Linked DNA regions of Homo sapiens: region 2 is linked to region 1. Evidence: read pairs that join two places in POLR2A ChIA-PET (ENCODE). Cell type or tissue: HCT116. All regions are shown on one strand.

Region 1 (2,500 bases):
GCTCGTGGGGAAACTGAGGCTTAGGGAAGGAAAGCAAGAGGGCCCATTGTTTTGGCCTAGACAAGATGGGCTCGGGTGATCGGTGGGGCTGAAGCTCACCTGGCTGCGCAGCTCCCCGCCTCCAGCCCCTGCTAAGATGTGAGGCTGGTGGCTCAAGGCCCCAGGCTTCAGGCTATAGCTGCCCCTGCCCTCTCCACAGCACACCTCTGTCCTGCCACACATTGACCTTTGTTTCAAAGTCACATTCTCTGCACGAGCCCAGCCAGGCAGGGATTGGCGACTGAGACTCAGAGGAGGTAATTTGCTAAGTTGTTGGGAGAAGTGAGCCACAGACTCCAGTCTCCTGACCCAGTCCAGTCTTCTGTTCTCCGTACCGGGGCACTTTACAGGCCTGGGACAGACTTTGGAGGGGGGTTGGGGTGGGAAGTAAGAAGACCTGGCTCTAGTCCCGGCTGTGACACCCACTTATAGGATAGTGGTCCCCCCTATCTGCAGGGAATACATTCCAAGGCCCCAGTAGATGCCTGAAACTTTGGATAAAACCAAACCCCATACATACTATGTTCTTTTCCCTGCAAATACATACCTATTATAAAGTTTTATTTATAAATAAGGCACAGTAAGAGATGAACAACAATAATAATAAAATAGAACAATGATAAAAATATACTGTAATAAAAGTCATGTGACTGTGTTCTCTCTCTTAAAATATCTTACTGTATCGTTCACTCTTCTTGTGAAGACGTGGAATGACACGGTGCCTACGTGATAAGAGGAAGTGAGGTGATGGCGTAAGAATTGTGAAGTAGCGTTAGGCTACTACTGACCTCCAGACATTATCAGAAGGATCAGGTCATCTGCTCCAAGTGATCCTGGACCACCGAGCCATGATGGTGTTGATGGCTGGATGTCAGTAGTGGACTTTGTTGATGACTAACAGGTGGGTAGCGTATATGGACAAAGGGATGATTCACTCCTGGGCGGGACAGACAGGACAGTGCAAGATTTCATCACACTACTCAGAACAGCACAAAATTTAAAGCTTGTAAGTTGTTTATTTCTGGAATTTTCCATTTAATGTTTTTGGACCACAGTTGATCTGGGGTAACTGAAACTTCAGAAAGTGAAACTGCAGCTAAGGGTGACTACTGTACAGTCCTGACCCTCTCTGAGCCTCAGTTTCCTTATCTGTGCAAAAGGGTGGGCAAGAGTGTCTTGGGAGCACTTTCAGGGCTGACATGCTGTGGCCCTCAGGGCTCCACTCTGGGAAGGCAGCTGTGCTGAGCTGGAATGCTGGGCTCGGGGTGGGGGTGCTGGGGAGGGACCCATGTCATGACTCAGCTCAGAGAAGGCTGCCAGTTCCAGGCCTGGGAGTCTGTGGGGGCAAGAGGCATCTGGAGCCAGGGATGAAGTCCTCCCGCCAGCAGCTAAAGAGTAGGAAAGGGATAGCAGCACAGCCTGGGCCTGGCGGCAAGTCTGGTCCATGTGGCTGTCCCCAAGCAGGCTGAGATGTGGGTGTGATTGGGTCATGTGATCAGGGAGCCCCATCCTGGGAGCCAGAGAAGAGAGCAGGATCGGAGGGTGAGGAGACAGTTACAGGTGGAGGGGAGAAACTGGGGAAGTGGCCGAGGCTCCCACCCGCCCCCTTCAATCCTATGCTCGCTCCACTTCCAGTTGTTGGAGAAGGCTCAGTGCTCCACCCCTGCACCACGAACCTCCCCACCAGCCTCGGGATCACTCTAAGGGCTACAGAAAGAGAGCAGCCCGGCGCAGCCCACTCGGTGTTGGAGCCATTCTCTGTGCCACGCTGCTTCTAGGCCCGGGGTCCTCTTTATGTTTCTCCAGGTACCTACAAAGTCCCCTGAACAAAGCAGCAGAAATCGACTAAGATGGGGCCTGGCGTGTGCTCCCGCTGCTCTGGAAGTCCAAACTGGATGGAAGAATAGCGCTGGTTCCCTGGAAGGCTGCTAAGCCCCCTGCACCCCCTCCTCCAGCACAGGCTCGGCTGCCTCTGGCTATCCCACCGCCAATCTCCTCACCTCCAATCTGTCCCCTCCACCTGTTCTCACACCCCAGCCAGAGGGACCTTTCTGAAATACCTATGTGACCTCTCCGGCCCTCCTCTGCTCTCCATCCCCCTCAGGCAAAGGCTGGCTTCTCTGCCCAGCCTTTCAGAATCTTCCGGCCCGGCCCTGACAGCTCCCTCACAACTGAGGGAGGAAGGCGGCTGCCCCTCCAGCTCCCCAGGGCCCAAGCCAGGCCCTCACACTCGTCACTCACTGCATGCTCCTCTCCCCATGAGGCCTCCCCAGGGAACACAATGGAAAGAAATGACCTATTTTCTGGAAGTCCAAAATAAGATGAAACATCTGTCTGGAATGGGGCCAGGCTGATAAAGAACGGGCTGATCTCCCCAGCCCGAGCCCCGCTCTCCTGCAGCAAACACCCCCTCACCCGTCAGAGTGCCTGTGCTTGGGGGTGGGGGCAGCGATGCGGCTGG
Region 2 (2,500 bases), 230 kb after region 1:
CTTGAGTTTAAGGGGCAGACAGGATGCGCTCTCCTGATTGAGATGCAAGCCCTTCTCTCAGGCCAAGCCCGGTGTGTGCCAGGTGGGAGATGAACGTAATGGTTTTGAGATCTGTTCCAAAGTCAGACAGTCCAGGGTTCCAGTGGGGCTCTGTCCCTTCATATTGATCATGAGTGATTTTACCTCTTTAAGCCTTGTGTACTTTTCTGGAAAATGGATCTAAAGCTAATAGCCGTCTCAGGGAGTTGCTTAAAAATCCAGTGACATTAGGAAAGAGCTTTATCAACTGCTGAAGCCCCTAATACAGAACCTTAGGGGGAAACAGTAATTATTATTCATTTTCTAATTCCATCCTCTTGTTCCAGGGGAAACCCTCAGTAAAACCAGCCCAGGTCAAAGCCTCATCAGTTTCTACTAAGGAGTCTCCAGCAAGAAAGGCGGCCCCAGCCCCTGGGAAGGTGGGGGATGTGACACCCCAGGTCAAAGGAGGGGCCCTGCCCCCAGCCAAGAGGGCCAAGAAGCCAGAAGAGGAGTCAGAGAGTAGTGAGGAGGGATCTGAAAGTGAGGAGGAGGCCCCTGCAGGGACACGAAGCCAGGTGAGGCCTGGAGGAGGGCTGCCCCTTGGAGGACCTGCGGGTCCCCCAGCAGCCTGAGCACTCTGCCATGAGCACCTCTGCCACTGGAGTTGGGGAGAGGGAGGACTATGGTGTGAAGTTGAAGAGCAAGAACAGCCTGCTTCCCACAGGGGAGTCTTGCACTCCACTTTGTCTGTGACCAACTTTACCTCAGTTTCTCTGCCTAGTAAATGGGCCGCTGTCCTCGTCCCAGCCAGTCCTGCTGTGAGGGACTTGAGAAGTTTTGATTGCCTAATCCTCTGACTTCTCAGGACAAACCAGACCCTGAGCAGGCAAACACTACGTTAGCTAAAGGGAATCCAGTTCCCTTCCCCATCTGCTGGGAGTGGGCAGGGCTGCAGCCCCAAGGCCCTGGGTGTATCCCAAGGGCAAGACAGGGGGGCTGGAAAGCAATGGAAGTCAGAGCAGGAAGGAGGAAGAGTGAGGGTCACCCACCCAGCCCCAGGCCTGGGGCAGGACAAGGCGGGGGCATGCAGTAGATAAGCAGATCCCCTGCGTTAGCTGCTGGTAAATGGTAAAGAGGAAGTGGGGGACATAGGAATGGCAACTTGAAGCAGAGTGCTCTGGGCTGGCCTTGGGAGAAGGCGTCTCAGTAAAGACCAGAAGGAGGAAGCACTCTTAGGAAGGTCATTCCAGGCAGGGGCTCAGCAAGTGTCAAGGCCCTGAGGTAGAAGTAGGACTACGAATTGTGACAAATTGTTGTTCCCACCCCATCTACAGGGAACTTCTACGCCTCGGCTGTCTATTTTGCAGTGTCTGGGGGCTACACAGTGTTGGATGGGCATCCACTTTGAGAAGGAACACAAATGTGAATTTTTTTTTTGAGACAGAGTCTTGCTCTGTTGCCCAAGCTGGAGTGCAGTAGCGGCAATCATAGCTCACTGCAGCCTCACTCCTGAGTAGCTAGGAATACAGGCACACACCACCACACCCAGCTTGTGTGTGTGTGTGTGTGTGTGTATAGACAGGGTTTCACTGTGTTTCACAAGCTGTGGACTCAAGCAGTCCTCCCACCTTGGCCTCCCAAAGTGCCGTGATTACAGATATGAGCCACCGCACCTGGCCATAAATGTGAACTTTTATGTAAAATCTGCTTTCTCCATGTTGGCTCAAAAATTTAAAAAGGAGCTAGCCAAGCAAGACCTGTGTGGAGCAGCCTGCACTTTCTGCATGAGAAGCTTCTTAGAAGATCAGAGCTGCTGTTTTCTAGGGTTGTTGGCCCAGGGCTGAACACCCAGGGCCTTCCAGGGAAGACAGGGCCTGCAGCCACCCTGCCAAAGCCCCAAGACAGTGCAGAGCCCCACCGAGGAGTTAGTGAAGAGGGGGCCAGGTGTGCAAACCTTGCCCCATGAGGCTGAGGGTGGGCTTCCAGGGGTCCTGCTGCTGTCCATGTGCAGAAAGTCCAGTGAGGGCCTCCCTCAGTCCCTTCCCCACTTTCAGACTGCCTCTTCATTCCTTCCCTTCCCTGGGCCTTTGCACACCCCCTCCCCACAGCCCAGTCTGATGATGCTCCCGATAAGCCAGTGCCTGTGCCTCCAGAGCTCTCTGGCCAGTGGGAGCCCAGCAGAGGACAGGCTCTAACTACCCAGTGTGCTGGGGCACCAGGGGGAACCATGTTAAGGAAGTGGTGTCTCTTAGGGAGCCAGAGACAGAGGAGGCAGTGGCTAAGTGAAATGGAACAGGGGGCATGGAGGCTCCAGGAGTGAGAGTGTGTGAAGCTGATCGATTTTTGAGAAACCAGGAGGCCAGTGTGGCCAAAGTATCAGTCAAGGTGGGGAGTGGGGAGGGAAGCAGGGGAGGTCTTAGGAGCCTCATTAAGGCCTCTGGACTTTATCCTAAAGGCATCACCAGAGAGTTTTCACAAG

What was found. Peaks named below come from ENCODE experiments on the same cell type or tissue, not always from the same donor. Only the 100,000 strongest peaks of a DNase experiment are listed, where the experiment ranks them.
Region 2: POLR2A ChIA-PET joins it to region 1 with 5 read pairs; 3 of 35 experiments call an interaction of 5 or more read pairs at or near these places.

Annotation. Positions count from the first base shown.
Region 1 is chr5:150,142,150-150,144,649 of GRCh38, forward strand. The region is part of intron 1 of PDGFRB (platelet derived growth factor receptor beta); the gene reads right to left. Among named protein-coding and RNA genes, the nearest start is that of PDGFRB, 12 kb to the right of the region's middle. In HCT116, no CTCF peak of the experiment used is centred here; a DNase peak (open chromatin) is centred at 972.
Region 2 is chr5:150,371,641-150,374,140 of GRCh38, forward strand. It overlaps TCOF1 (treacle ribosome biogenesis factor 1), which reads left to right. Exons shown (of 27, transcript NM_001371623.1): 7 at 366-596. Among named protein-coding and RNA genes, the nearest start is that of TCOF1, 15 kb to the left of the region's middle. In HCT116, no CTCF peak of the experiment used is centred here; no DNase peak of the experiment used is centred here.